2 separate regions of the Homo sapiens genome follow, and region 2 is linked to region 1. A link is an interaction called in ENCODE POLR2A ChIA-PET data of the cell type or tissue named here. Cell type or tissue: CD4-positive, alpha-beta T cell. All regions are shown on one strand.

Region 1 (8,000 bases):
CTTATTTACATAGCAAGTTGCTCATTTTCTATGCCCTCTTCCTTCCCAAATTGTTATCTCCAACTGGAAAGACAGATGAAAATTCAAGATAGGTCTCCATGTGCCAGTTTGTGCAGGATTTCAAAGCCACTTCAGGTGTAATCCCTATTTCTTCGAGGAACGTTAAGTGGCCTGAAAATTGAAGGAGAAAAAAGATGGAATATCTCCTCAAGCGTACAGATGAAGACAGCCAGGTGACCTTGAGAAAGTTACTTTACCTCTTTGTCTTGCTTTCTTTCTCTATGAAATGAAAATCATGTGTAATGAAATAAAACACATAGGAAACAAATGCTTAATTATGTTTGTGCATTAATGAAGCTGAGTTGACTTATTTCATGGGTGTGTACATTTTGAGAGGTGACAACGTGCTAGCAGCCCTGGCTCGCTCTCAGCGCCTCCTCGGCCTTGGCGTCCGCTCCGGCCGTGCTCGAGGAGCCCTTCATTCCTCCGCTGCACTGTGGGGTCCCCTCTCTGGGGCTGGCCGAGGCCGCAACCGGCTCCCTCTGCTCGCGGGGAGGTGTGGAAGGAAAGGCATGGGCGGGAGCCAGACGGTGCGGTTCCGGATGGCTGTGGCCCCGCACTCGGCGTGGCCAGCTGGCGCCTGCTGGGCTTGATCGAAGGCTGGGTCTTGTGCGTGGACCACCGCTCCCTCTTCGTGGGGTCATTGGCCACGATGGCGGGTCTCCATCTCTTTCTCGCTTCCCCTCTTTTCCTCTTGGTTGTCTGGGATGAGCTCCCTCTGGGCTGCCAGGGTGCCTGGGATAGGCACTGCAAAATCCAGCCAGGGTACCAGTGAGAGGTGAAGCTGGCTGGGTTTCTCCCACGGGTGGGGACTTGGAGAACTTTTGGGTCTAGCTAAAGGATTGTAAATGCACCATTCAGCCCTCTGTGTCTAGCTAAAGGTTTGTAAATGCACCAATCAGCACTCTGTCAAAACAGACCAGTCAGCTGTCTGTAAAACGGACCAATCAGCTCTCTGTAAAATGGACCAATCAGCTCTCTGTTAAATGGACCAATCAGCTCTCTGTAAAATGGACCAATCAGCAGGATGTGGGTGGGGCCAGATAAGGGAATAAAAGTAGGCCACCTGAGTTAGCAGCGGAAGCCCACGCGGATTTCTTTCCTAATGGTGGAAGTTTTGTTCTTTTGCTCTTAGCAATAAAACTTGCTGCTGCTCACTTTTTGGGTCCATGCTGCGTTTGTAAGATGTAACGCTCATTGTGAAGGTCTGCGGCTTCACTCCCAAAGCCGGTGAGACCATAAACCCACTGGAAGGAACGAGCAACTTCAGATGCACCACCTGTAAGAGCTGTAACACTCACAGCGAGGGTCTGCAACTTCACTCCTGAAGTCAGTGAGTCCACGAACCCACCACTAGGAGTTTCTTCTACTGGTGGAAGAAACTCCGGACGGGTCCGAACATCAGAAGGAACAAACTTCAGATACACCGTCTTCAAGAACTGTAACACACACCGTCAGGGTCCACAGCTTTAGTCTTGAAATCAGTGAGACCAAGAACCTGCAAAGTCTGGACACAATTTCATTGTAGAGGATTTTAATTTAAAATAAAAAATAACTTACAGTACCAAGTCCTTGTATAATGCTTACACTACGAGGACCTGTTTAAGTCCTTTGCATTTATTTATGCAGCTCATGCTATTCTATGGAGTAGGTATGATTGTCTCCATTTTATGAAAGAAGAAGCAAGGCATGAAGATGTTAAAGATCTTGCCTAGGGTCACACAGCTAACAGGTGCTGTCAAGTTATGGAGTCTGTGGCCTTAGAACGTCTATAGCATGGGGCAGGTTTGATTTTCACATGCAGTGTACAAAGTAAAGCCCACTGGGGCTTTCAGAGCCAGAAACCACTCTTCTTAGGATAGAAGTCATTCATGAATATTGAATAAATGACATTTAGACTACCTACTTAAACCAGGCAGGGTTTAGTTAGGAAAAAGTTAACATTTTGGGATCACAAGACAAATTACACTCTTTAGGTCATGGCTTGGTCCATATTATGCAAGAAAACCAAATATCAGATTATGAAAATCTGAATTCTAACACATAGAAACCAGAATAGGAGTGAAACTTCTTAGGGATACACACAACTATATAATTTAGATTTAAAAAAGAAAAATTGGCCGGGCACGGTGGCTCAAACCTATAATCCCAGCACTTTGGGGGGCTGAGGTGGGTGGATCACGAGGTCAGGAGATTGAGATCATTCTGACCAACAATGTGAAACCTCGTCTCTACCAAAAATACAAAAATTATCTGGGCGTGGTGGCGGGTGCCCACAGTCCCAGCTACTCGGGAGGCTGGGGCAGGAGAATGGCTTGAACCTGGGAGGTGGAGGTTGTAGTGAGCCTAGATTGTGCTACTGCACTCCAGCCTGGAGACAGAGCAAGACTCTGTCTCAAAAAAAAAAAAAAAAAAAAAAAAAAATCACATAATTTTAAAGCTAGAAAAGGCTTTTGGTATTGTTTATAATAACCCTTCTCTTTACAGTAAAGGAAGCTGAGGCTCAGAAAAGTTGAAATACTTGACCAAAGTCATGCAGAGAGTTTGTGAGAGAACTCCTGGTTCATGGCTATTCTCAACAGCCTTGGTGAGTCATGTTTTATGGTGTAGTCTGGGGTTAGATAGCACAACAAAAATCCACTCTGATCTTCTGCGTTAATCAGGCTGACTGCATAGTTACTGAAGCTGCACTTCACCTTGAGTTGTGTACACAAAAGTGTTGAGTTAAAGCCTTTCTGGCCATCATCATGCCAGTCAGAAAGAGAGAATCAAATTTAACAGGGGAGAAAGTAAAAGAAAATAATGGAAGACTGAAACTGCAACAACAAGAAATCTCCGTGTTTCTGACCTTCCTGTCCCCCTTAGAATGGACATAATTTTCTTCAGGAAAAAAAAAAAAAAAGACAAGTAGGAACCATGGTCACCTCTCTTGGACTTCAGTTTATCCCTTCTTCTGTTTTTAAAAAATGCATTCTCTAAAAAGCCCTGGAGTTAAGGCCCTGAGGATCTAACTTAAAATGGATTTCCTTCCCTCCTTCCTTCCTTCCTTCCCTCCTTTCCTCCTTCCCTCCCTCCCTCCTTCCCTCCCTCCCTCCCTCCCTCCTTTCCTCCTTCCCTCCCTCCCTCTCTCCCTCCCTCCTTCCCTCCCTCCCTCCTTCCCTCCTTCCCTCCTTCCCTCCTTCCCTCCTTCCCTCTGTCTGTGCTATTTGTTTTTTTTTCTTTGTTTATTTGAGACAGGGTCTCACTCTGTTTCCCAGGCTGGGGTGCAGTGGCACGATCATGGTTCATGGCAGCCTTGATCTCCTGGGCTCAAGCAATCCTCCCACCTCAACCTCCTGCATATCTGGGACTACAGGCGTGTGCTAATTTTTGTGTGGTGTTTTTTTTTTTTTTTTTTTTTTTTTTTTGAGATAGGATTTCACTATGCTGCCCAGGCTGGTCTTGAATTCTTGGGTTCAAGTGATCCACCCATCTTGTCCTCCCAAAGTGCTGGGATTACAGGCATGAGTCACTGCACCTGGCTATCTGTGATGTTTTTAAAAATACATTTTTTGTATATAAAAAATGGCATCACTTAAAGCTTTTAAAATTTGTGACTGAAATACAGATATCCTGCTTCTCTATCATAGGCTGTGAGTCCAGCAAAGTGCTTAGCACAGAGTAAGTACTCTATACTCAAATACATCAAAGTGACATGATCTGAAATTCATGTCTTTATTCACTAGATGTTCTATGAGAAGCAGGATGTGGTCAAAAAGGTTGCAAGAAAGTGAGAAAACCACCTCATGATGGTGCCTGGGCACATCAGTACTCTTGCAGCTTGAAATTGAGATGAGCCATTGATTTTCCATGGGTTGAGCACATGATACCATCAGGTAGGTTTTAAGCAAGTCTTCTGGGATTTCATACTTAATCAGTAATGCAGTGAGTTTCCATTGCAACTGAAAGGCATTTATATTGGAAACGGGTGCCAGCTGTAGTGTGATGATTTCTTATTTCCAACCAGCTAGGGAGAGATAATTGCAGGTATTGATAAAGCCATACAGATTCGCTCTATATGGTTCAGTGAACTGCTCTTTTCATTCTGTGTAGACAAATGTTGTTATCGTTTATTTATGACCTGTGAGCAGGTTGTTATATCCTAGATTACTTATATTCAATGAGGCATACTCTTTTATTATTCTTATTTCTTTGCCCTTCTCATTTAATGACTTCTACAAACTCTTCAGTGCAATAGGTTCTTCTATAGCAGCAGAAGAATCATCCTGCTTTGCCTAACGATGCACTGCTCGGTTTCAGCCATCATTGATTGTTCAGTTGGTGGAGCCTGCATCCACCCGACTTCCCTGTTTCTTGTTATGTACACTACTTTCTAATGTCACAGATGCCCTTATGTGATGCGCACTTTCATTTTCTTTATTTGCTTCTGCTTCTGTTCTGGTGTCCCTTCCTATTTTTTTCATGTTACTATGAATTTTGAAAAGTCAATTCTTAAAAAATACTTTTAATTCCATAAAATAAATATTTCAAAACCAACATATTATTTTCACCTTCACTATCCATTTTTTTTCATTTGGACCTAGTTAGCGAATATGGAGGATAAAATTTGTTCATATTGCTCAGAGTATAGTGGTGATTATTCTCCTTGACCTTTGAATATCGTGCACCGAAGAATAGGGAAGTAGTGTTCTAGAACTGAGAATGAAGCATAAATAAGTTCACATGCTGCACTGTTGCCTAAAGCCATAGGAAATTATGTTGACAGTCAAGAGAATGCTGGCAGTCACAGGACACTTCACCTGTTATTTACGCAAAGGCATAGTGCAGGTTCAGTAGCATAGCCTGTGTGGCTTGTGGTTCATGAATCAGACTGCCTAATCCCGGGAACCACAAGGGACATCTGTAAATCCATTGGCCAGTTCCTGAGGTAAGGGCCACAGGCAAACAGACTGTTTCTAGAAAATGGACAGTAGAAAAAGCCTGATGTGGGGTGGGGGGTATCAAAAAATGATATTAATTTTCATAAACACTTTATGAGTTTAAAATACCATGTGTATTTTAATGTGAGACAAACCTCACATTAAGTTTGATAAAATAGAATAACATAATTATGAAAAATTAAAATGGTGACATGCTGATAAATCCACAACAATGAAATCCTTTTGTCAAAGGAATGGGAAAAACTCAATAGAAATATTAGAAAAGCGTGTAAATAATATTTCTTTAGGGAATAAAGAATTAATGTTATCAACATTTTATTCAACAGAACTGAATAGGATTAAAATAATAATTTAGGCTAGGCGTGGTGGCTCCTAGTCACCTAGCCTAATCCTAGCACTTTGAGAGACTGAGGTGGAAGGATCATTTGAGGCCAGGAGTTTGAGACTAGCCTGGGCAACATAGTAAGACTTCCATCTCTAAAAAAAAAAACTAGTCAGACATAGTGGCATGCACCTGTTATCCCAGCTACTCTGGAGGCTGAGGGAGGAGGATCGCTTGAGCCCAGGAGTTCAAGGTTACAGTGAGCTATGATCTCACCACTACCCTCCAGCCTGGGCTACAGAGTGAGACTCTGTGTCAAAAAAAAAAAAAGTTTAAAAAACTTAAAATTGTTTCTCTATATGGAAATCACTTGATTGTCAGACTTCCAGGAAATACCCTGAACAATACCTTGCTAATATTCTTGTACAGATTTGCACATTTCTGAGTTTTTATGTTTTTACCAACTCTGAATGTACAAAACATGTATGCAAAGTGTGTATATTTCTTTCGGTGAGAACTAATAACATGGTAGTTTTCATATGTGAAGGATGGTTATTGCAAGATTGGGATTCTGCTGCAGTTAGCTGTGTAACTCTCTGTTAAGCGGAGGAGAGGGTATGTGGTTGAGGAGTAGGGAGGATGTCATCAACAGATATTTTCTTTCCTAAAATCTCCTTGCTAAATCCTGTTTTTGTTATATAACTGAAGACTGACATTCAACCTTAGAGTTCTTGAGACCCTGGCTGTTGATTAACAGACTCCTGTGAGCAGTCTTTTTGGTGGCCCAGTTTTTTGCTGTGATAGCTAAATGACAGCAGCAACAATGGCAACCCAGACACCTGCAACAACACTGCCACCCATTGAGCCTTGTAAGAAACTTGTGGTGCCCCCTGTGGACTGGTGAATAGGCTAATTCCCCCACTTTGTCCCATAACGTGATGACTTGGGGACATTTTCAAAGGGGATAGGCCATCAAGACCAGTCCTCCCAGTGTGTTACCTCACTCTTAAGACATTTCAGCAAGTTATTAAGCAATTGTATTTTTTTACAAGGAAAATTTCAATTTTCCAGTCCTGGACTGTTTTATAGATGTTACTTGGAGACATAATTTTTCATTTAGGCTTATGAGTGCCACTACACTTATGATAGGCTGAACTGAGCAACAGCCTGGAATGATAATGCACAAATCAATCCAACTAAATTTGGCTTCAAGGTCCTCAGACATCACTGACATTGATTACAAGTGAAGCAAGTATTCCCATTAATTTAATATCTGAAAAGATTTGTGTATCATCTTCTAATGTTCTTAGATTGGCCTTGGAGGTTGGGAAGGTGATGCAGCTTGTCACATTGCATAGAACATTTATGTTCTCCTTTGACAACCAACTCACCTCTGGGCTCCTGGGAGCAGTTTCCACTGGAATGGAGAGCAGAGAGAATCATAATTATGTCTCAGCCCTGGTTCATCGCCCAGTGGGGACCTGTATTTCTACATGTGCCCTTATAAATATTTTAGCTAAATCAGGGTCTCAAATGTAAAATCTAGTTCCCTGGGGAACTTTTTAATATAAACCAAAGTCTGGTTTAGGGTGATTTAAAAAGAAAAAACTTTGTGAAATGTATTTACTCATGATAATTGCAGATTTAAAACAAAGTCTTATTTATTTTACATGACACTAAAAACTAAAACAAAAAACTCCAGATGAGCAAAAGTGGAAACATACTTCAAACACCTTATGACACATGATCAAATTCCTTATAAACTTAAATTTATGAAAATATAGTTTGGAAGTAGATAGGATATTCAGAGGAAGCACAATATTTATGGGCAATGCTATCATCATTGTTTTGCATTCTAATGGAATGTTTTTACTTTCTTGTAATATGCACCCCTGAAGAGATAAAGTAGTGGAAATATGACACACTTACCCATTCTGACTGTTCTTGTGTCCTGCGACAACCATAAAATCTGATAATCAGTTAACCAACTGACTCAGTTGGGATTTAGTCCAGGTTAAAGCCTGGGTAAGTAGCATTCTGGAGTAAATCTCATAAGTAACTATCTGATGATGTCCTGACTATCCTCAAAGGAAGAGATTCTGTTTGTTCAGCATTTTGGGAGCCAAATATTCTTTTAAAATCTGGATTGTCTGATGCTCATGTCAAAATCCAGACAGAGTGATAAATTACTCATAAATAAAAACAGAGGAAACTATTGCAGTGATGGTCACTGGCTATGATCTTGGTAATTCCAGTTCTATAGCTCTACTTTTAGATACAAATCATTTTCATATGGAACATTTGATTCCCAATTAGAACCTCTGAATTTGAATGGCAGAAGAAGTTGCTGGAAGCTGTTAGCAAAAACTGTGCTGCCTACAAATGATCCTTGGAATCTCAAGAATCCTGCAAAAAAAAAAAAAAAAAAGAAAAAAAAAAGAAAACCTAGGGACTGGCCGGGCGCAGTGGCTCACACCGGTAATCCCAGCATTTTGGGAGGCTGAGGCCAGTGGATCACGAGGTCAGGAGATCGAGAGCATCCTGGCTAACACGGTGAAACCCCATCTCTACTAAAAATACAAAAAATTAGTCAGGCGTGATGGCAGGTGCCTGTAGCCCCAGCTACTCGGGAGGCTGAGGCAGGAGAATTGCTTGAACCCGGGAGGCAGAAGTTGCAG
Region 2 (8,000 bases), 140 kb after region 1:
TAAATTTATGTCTTTCATCAAATTTGGAAAATGTATGGCTATCACTTTTTCAAGTAGTTTTCTCCCCATTTTTTCTTGATTCTCCTGTTTCTGGGACTATAATTCATGCATGCAATTAGGTTTACCAGGTGTCTGAGGCTCTGTTCATTTCTTCCCCCTAATCTTTCCCCCACATTGATCTGTGTGCCCATTGGATTACAAATCCAGAAATGCTCTACGTAAGTATACTTGTAATTGCAAATAGGAAACAATGTGTGCTAGAGTAATGAATAGTTATGTAAGTGTGGCAATAAGGAAAAATATATATAGATGTATGAGGAGAGGGTGGTCTTCTCAATGAGCCTATTGAATTTTTCCATCTCCCAGATAAAATATCTATTGTAATTGGCAGAAATATGAACAAATACACAATGAATAGCATATTAAATAAGTTTTATTGAGAAATTAGAGGAAGAAATCTGATTTCCATTTTGTGACAATACCTACTAGTACAGCATTCATTTGTGAGTTCTCTTCCCACCGCTACCCCATCTATTTAAGTTGTGATATACTTTTTCTTGAGGAAGGTTTTGGTTAGTACAGTGTATCTGAATGGAAATGTGGTGAGGCAGGAGAGATGGAAGGAAGTTTGGAGATTGTCACATAACTCAGAAAAATCAAAGGGAGGTAACCTAGGAGGCTCCAGTCTTGCTAACCTGAAAACAGAAAGGTAAAAACAGTATTGAAAGACGGTAACTTTTCTGTAGAAGTCAAAAGTTTAGTTGTCTCAGGATTTTATGTATATGTAATTCCATAATTAGAAATTATATAACTGTTCTCAACTTCATCAGTTTTTAAAATTGTTATTTCTCTACTTAATCAGTTTTTAAATAATCCTTATAGATTTCTTCTTCTCCTTTAAAATTCTATAAATCCTTTTTCATCATCTTGGGTTTATTCATATGTATTTTGTTAAAGGCAGACTATGGATGCTTTAAAATATTTGAAGACAAAGCTCAAATAACACTCTGATAATACTCATATCCAAGCACTGACCCAAATAGGGCTAGCTGGATACACTCATGTACACGAGGGCATTTATCTCAAGGGAAAAATGTTGCTATATGTTTTGAAACTTTTTTTGGTAAAACATATTAATTTTTAATGTATAGAGTAAATTGGTTATAGCATAAATGTAAATAAAGCTGTCCTCTACCCCAATCCATTAATGCTCAATTTAAATTTAAGAATTTCAAGATAAACTAATCAGGAACAGTTTTTCTCAAATCAAGCCAACCATCAAACTCCATTTGAAAAACACATTTTCCTCCTTTGTTTGAGAGTAGCATTGATCTTTCACTTGTGGCTTTATTTGTGAGCAAATGAAAGCATCTGAGGGGTAGTGAAGCCCCTGGGAGTGTGACTGTCTCACAGACATTAAGCCTGCAGGTGGAGTCCTCGATCTCCTGACATGGGGCTTAGCCTGAAAAAGGGCCTCTCTTTCCCACTCCTGGGAGTGCTTACTTCTGAAGCCAGGAGTGTCAGGAAGTGGAGCCAACAAGAGAGGAATTTAGGTCCTCTGGAGACCTTATGGGGAATACTTTGGTTTTTCTTGAGAGCTCTCACACCTTGAGCTCTTCCACCTTCTTGTTTGTCACAGGCCTAAAGTTGGGAGTTGGGGAGAGGTGTGGCTGTCGGTGAGACTAGGGCTGGAGTCTTGATGCAGACACTTGGGAGGAAGCTCTTGCTTAGTCTCCAGCAAGTGGTTCTTGTCTAGTTTCCTGGCTGTGGGTTGTGACTATCATTTGCTAAAACTTTGGAGAAGAAGGAGTGCTCAAATATTGAGGTGTCCTGATAATATAACTCCTGGTTTGCTCAGAGGTAAGCGGCCTCCTTCTTTGTGCCCAACTCTCTTGCTTTCTCCTTTCAACACTTCTTTTCACAACTCTCAGGCCTTGGGTCCTCGTCTTAATGCTCAGTCTATGGAACCTCAGGAAAGAATCTATTATCAACCATTTGCCTTTTTTTGGAGTTGGGACGGGGGTGGGTAGTTCTTTTATTTTAAGACTTAGATCCTACTGTGGGAAAGCCTTTGCTTGCTACTAACCAAATTAGTAGGGGGTATTTGGGAGAGAAATTGGTTCGTCTAATATATTTAGGAGAAAAGTTGACTTTGGAGTGAGGATGTAATCCCAAAAGTTTGTGTATGAGTTGTGAATTTCTAAAATGTGATCTTTAGGTGCTCAGGGGATTCTGGTGCAGGTGCTAGATGAGATGAGTTGGCAGTTAATTGTAATTTTCCTGTTGCAAAACAGAAAGTCTCAACACAGCATTTCTTGATGACCAGTTTCACCCTTATTTGTCTCACAGACTACACACTACTTGCTCAGATGCTGCACCAATACTTTGCTAAGGAAATTCAATCTCTTAGTGCAATTTCCAAGACATATTTATTAATTGAGGCTGACTCATCATCCCAGAGTTCTAATATCATTAATAGGCCGTCCAATGTCCAATGACATCAGTTTTGAAAATGTTCCTTCAGGTATTTGCACTAGTCCATTAACCCTGCTCCTCTTGTCTCCTGGAGCTGCAATCCTAGTTTAATCCCAATTTTGGACATTCATTTATGTATTCATTCATTCACTCAGTTCAAGCATTTAATATTTATTGGGTGTCAGCTCTTGTTGCTGTGCTAAACCCTCAGGGTACTAAGATGAGTAAAACCTCAGAATTCCATAATCATTGAAGACCTTAGAGATCATCCAGTGAAAAGCAAGAAAATCAGGATAAAGTATCTCATAATGCATGAAAAAATAGCTTCTCTGCTCAAGAGAGGTGAGAAGCCAAGAATAACTCTGTGTGCCAATTTCCCAGACTCTGAGAATTTTATAGGTTTAAAGTGCCATGGAGATTCTGTTGTCATTTATGCTTTTTTTCTATTTCTGTTACAGTTAACAAGATCAACCTTGCTGGGAAATGAACAAGCGACCAGGTGAGCTCAAGAGTCCTTTCCTTTTTCCCCAAACTTATGGATTTCTCAAATAGAAACTGAGGTCATTGCATATTTTGGGGATGTTTAAATAGACTTAAAGCTAACAGGGGTGTTAACTGAAATCTTTCCTTTTTGGAAAAGTGAGGGAAGAGAAAGGACTGGAGGGCACTGATAATTTGGGTGAAGTGTTTCTACTCAGAAGGGAACGTGAAAAATTTGGATGAAGTCAGTTTTATTAAAGAGCTAGTAGCCTGTTAAACAGAACTATAGTTAAACTTGTGTTAATACAGCTAAATGCAGATCTTTACATACTTAAACTACCCAGAGAGTTACTCGTTAGAATAGTGAGCTAATATTTATAGTGAGCATTAAGGGAATGGTTTTGAATATTAAAAATGCTCTGCAATAGCAATTTTTATTGTGATTTGAAATGCTTGTCTCTATTACCTTTTTAGGAATTAGTGGATGATAGTCCTGTTGTCTTCTGGCATTTGTGAAACACAGCTTTCTTCTCTATAGTTCTCCTATTCCTAGAAACTGTGCATGTGCATGCATGCACACACACACAAACACCATTAAAAAGGAATAACAATTCAGGATTTCTGAACATCTTTATTTAGATAATTTTATGTCAAAACCATAAAATGTATTACATGTCCTTTTTAATGAAAGAGAAAGCAAACACTAAAATGTATAACATCTGCTGGAAATAGAATCTAAATTAAAAACTCGTGTAGACATAAGGACCAAGGGACAAAATATAGGGGCAGGAAGTATGGCAAGATGTTAGTGTTAAAAATAATTTTTTAAAATATTATGCCTGATAGCAGGTGCATAGATGAAATATTTTTGGGGTAAAAAACTCATTCTGAATCTTATCTGAAGATTGACAGCAATGTTTATTTGCTCAAGGCATAATAAATCTTTTAATATATTCCCACCGAGTTTTCAGATTTTAATAGATGGAAAGGCCATATTCACTGACTATTTGAGGATTGAAATTTTCTTTCAGGAATAGTCATTCTTACCTGAATTATTAAAATGATTAATCCCTTACAAGTGACTAAGAACCACCGCTTACTTCTTTCCCACTTTACTCATCTAACTGAGGTTTGTGTTTATCAGCTGATATAATGTAGCCCCTTAAGTGAACAGTATCATCCAGTCGTTTTGGTAAGAGACCTTCTGTTTGGGACAGGAAATAGAAAACTAATTGGAAGACAGATTTGTTTTACCTAACAAGGAAGAGGTATCATGAGGATCAAGTGAGAAAAAAGTGTATTGAAAAATTATAAAGCACATAATGAAATGCAAGATGAAATTATGCTGTCTGATGGCTCGTGCACAGCTGCAGCGAAACGCAGTGTTGTATAACCTGCAAGCTTTGGAGGCTAGTCCTGTAGGTGGATAAATGAGACAGCCTCTGATGTGGTATAATTTCAAGATTTCCGTAAGCTCTAACCACTTCCTCAACAATAGAACCACAGCTTTGGACTGAGATGTTGGCTCCAGAAAGCCTCTGTTGAAAGGACTTTCCTACAAGGTAGAGAAAACAAATGAACTGACTTTATCAGACTAACCAGCTCTCACCTAAAGAAAGCTTATGAGGGAGGGAAGCACAAGAAAGATAATTTTTGAAGGCATGAATGTGAGATTAAGATGGAAAGTTCTGTGCATGCAGGTTAAGATGGAAAGTTTATTCTGGGGAGGACAAGCCCTCAGCAGTATCCTGGTAGGAGGTTCTGGTAATCTAGGGACAGCATGAGAGCACTGTGTCACTTGTCTGGAAAAGAAGATAGAGGAGAGGAAGTTTGGAAGTGAGGGACACACCCAGGGCCTACACTGCCTGTGCCACAGTTCAGCTGCAGCCCAATCCTGCATGCCTGACCTCAGTTCATTGATCTCTGAGCATGCCCATTCTCTTCATAAAGCACCTTTGTTTTCTACCCAGTGCACAAACATCACGACCCGTGTCTGAGAATGTTGGGAATTTTATTAGGTCCATAAAGTTTTAGCTGTGGTCTAGTCCACCGAGGCCAAAATAAATAAATAGAGAGAGTGTAAAAGTAACATTAAAAAAAAAAAAGCCTGGCTTAAAGAAAGAAAAACTACTGAAGCTCTAAAATAACTTTGTCACAGTGGTTTTAGAGGGGATTTCTCCTTACCAGCTAAGAACTCTGTAAAGTGCAGGCTGAGAAACTGTGGTATAATTGCAGCCAAAAAATTCACTTTTCATATTTCTCTGAGAATATTCTGTTCTATGGAGTTAGGTTTAGAGGTTAAAATGATTGACAACTGATTGGCCACAGGCCTAAAGCTAACTGAATAAAAAAGCAAAATGCCTTGGCTTTAAGAGTCAGGCTTTCTGGGAAAATGTTAAAGATAAAATTAATTACTATTGATAATGTAATGCATTTTCCTTTTTCTTAACTACTTTCTTCAGGTTCAAAATTCGTATCACTCAAATTTTCTTCTGCTTATATATTTAGTTTCATAATAATAATATTAATTATGATTACTATTAAATATAATCATGATTTGAGTGCTTTCTATGTGTCAGGCACTATTCTAAGACCTTGAAATGCATTAATTAATTTACTTCTCACTACGTAAATTAGCTACTGGTATTATCCTTCATTTTATAGTTGAGAAAACTGAGAGACAGACCAGTGAGGTGACTTGCCTTAGATCTCAGAACTAGGAAGTTGAGAACCTGGAATGAAAAAATATATATTTAGCTATGAGCTCTTAAGCTCATGAAAACATTACAAATGAATTTGTAACTACACTCCTTGCTTGGTGTCTTTCCCCATTGTCATCATTATCAAAATCCTTTTTGGGTGTTCGGTATGTGTCCTAAGAATGCAATTAATTAGTAGTGGAAAAGTCATAATGTTGAGTGGAAGAAACAAGATTCAGAACAATAGTAAAATATGATGCCCCCTGTGCAAAATTTAAATTCCATACTTAAAAAACCATATAATGTTCATATCACATATAGGTTTTTGTAAAAGCCATATCAACTTCATGAGAGTAGGGCTTTCTGGTCCATGAGGAGAGGATTGGAAGGGTTGGTGGTGAGTCTAGAAGCAATAATTTGAAATGGGGACAGTTGTTAATTCTGAGTGATATGACTATTGTTCTCTGGATTTATTGTATTTCTTAAATTTCTATTCAAATTTTTTTTTTAGGGATGGAGTCTCACTATATTGCTCAGGCTGGTCTCAAACTCCTGGCCTCAAGCTATCCTCCCTCCTCAGCATCTAGAGTAGCTGGGGTTACAGGTGAGAGCCACCATGCCTGGCTAAATTTCTAAAAATATGATAAGCAGGAATATATATGGAGGACACTGATTCCTGTGCCAAAGAGGCCTTCATTTCAGTTAGAGAGTTAGGACGTGTAGATAAGGAGGAGACTAAGACAAGGTGTCAAATTAGTGCCATAGCATGTAAGACTTGTGGAGTTTCACAGGAGAGATCACTCAAGGTGAGCAGAAGTAGGTACAGCTACATGGAAGAGGGAGATGTGAGTTGGGCCTTGAAGCTTTAACCTAGACAAGTGGAGAGGAGGGAATCCCAGGCAGAGAGCTGGACAGAAGGCCAGACTGAGTGGGGAAATCTAGCGGTGGCATTCACAGCAGTGGTGAGAGTCAAACGAGACAATGTATGCAGAACATCTAGTGTGGACTTCGTACAATACTGATAAATGTAATTCAGGCAATACCAAACAACAAAAGAGGCATTATCCAGGCTCTGTACTGACGTTCATGATCCCCGTGGCCTATTGTCGAGAGTCACACCTGGGGGCATTTATTACCTTCATTTGAACCTCAAAGGAACCATAAGTGTTTAAGGGGTCATTTTGTTTATAAAGACAACGTCCCACTTTAAGACCTATTGCAAAAATGGCCACCATATGTTTCTAGAATATCGCTTCTGTTTTATCTCCAGAGCTAGCTTAGAAGTGGTATGAGAAAAAACTTAGAAAACAGTTATTTTTTGGCCGGTCGCGGTGGCTCACGCCTGTAATCCCAGCACTTTGGGAGTGCGAGGTGGGCGGATCACGAGGTCCTGGCCAACATGGTGAAACCCCATCTCTGCTAAAAATACAAAAATTAGCTGGGTGTGGCAGCGCGTGCCTGTAATCCCAGCTACTTGGGAGGCTGAGGCAGGAGAATCGCTTGAATCTGGGAGGCGGAGGTTGCAGTGAGCCGAGATTGTGCCACTGCACTCCAGCCTGGTGACACAGCTAGGCTCAGTCTCAAAAAAAACAAAAAAACAAAAAAACAAAAACCAGTTATTTTTCATTTTTCACTCATTGAATTCTAACCATATGCCCTCAAAGACTGTCAGAAGAGTGAGGACACACACACAACTGAAGGAGGAGGCAGAAGGAGAAAAGGCCGATGGGAGGCAAGGGTGAATTCGTATGAGAGTTTAGAAGGAGGACAACTGTAGCCTCATTGAGTGATCTTGGAAAGATTAGTTCCTGATTGTTCCATGGTTTTCTAATTGGGCGAGTAGTTGACTTCACAACTGTGGCAGCATATCTCCTCTGAGTTAGCTGAGGAGTTTGTGTATCAGGACACAGACTGTGAACAGTTCTCCTTAGCCCGGTCACCTGGTATGATCATATGGGGCATTTGCCACAAGGCCCCTGAAAGAGAAAATAAGTGTATTCATGGCTGTCTGGGCATTATGGCATTGTGACACCAGACCCAACTCCTCCCGGTCCCCTCCCATCCTGCAAAACATACCCTTAGTCTCTTCCTAGTCCCAGTTCTCAGTGTTCTTACAGTCTGGGTGTTTCTTTTTAGGATGTATGTGTTAGGCGATTGATTGGAATATGCATGGCCCCTATTGGACTACAACTTGGGTGATGCCCATTTTGTGGTTGCTCTATTTCTCTGAGGGAAGGTAAATGGATCTGAGGTGGGTCTCAGAACACCACAGGGACACTCCACTGCACTCACAGTGGCAGCTCCCCACAAGCAGGGCTGGGTTCCTTTACCAGGACTGCTTCTGCC

What was found. ChIA-PET counts read pairs that join two places held together with the same protein. Peaks named below come from ENCODE experiments on the same cell type or tissue, not always from the same donor. Only the 100,000 strongest peaks of a DNase experiment are listed, where the experiment ranks them.
Region 2: POLR2A ChIA-PET joins it to region 1 with 5 read pairs; 2 of 35 experiments call an interaction of 5 or more read pairs at or near these places.

The regions. Positions count from the first base shown.
Region 1 is chr4:153,805,705-153,813,704 of GRCh38, forward strand. No RefSeq gene overlaps it. Among named protein-coding and RNA genes, the nearest start is that of SFRP2, 21 kb to the left of the region's middle. RefSeq lists an enhancer at 627-796. In CD4-positive, alpha-beta T cell, no CTCF peak of the experiment used is centred here; a DNase peak (open chromatin) is centred at 3,817.
Region 2 is chr4:153,945,888-153,953,887 of GRCh38, forward strand. LOC101927947 (a long non-coding RNA gene) reads left to right here. Exons shown (of 15, transcript XR_007058336.1): 7 at 2,934-2,974. Among named protein-coding and RNA genes, the nearest start is that of SFRP2, 160 kb to the left of the region's middle. RefSeq lists a silencer at 4,788-4,984. In CD4-positive, alpha-beta T cell, no CTCF peak of the experiment used is centred here; a DNase peak (open chromatin) is centred at 4,424.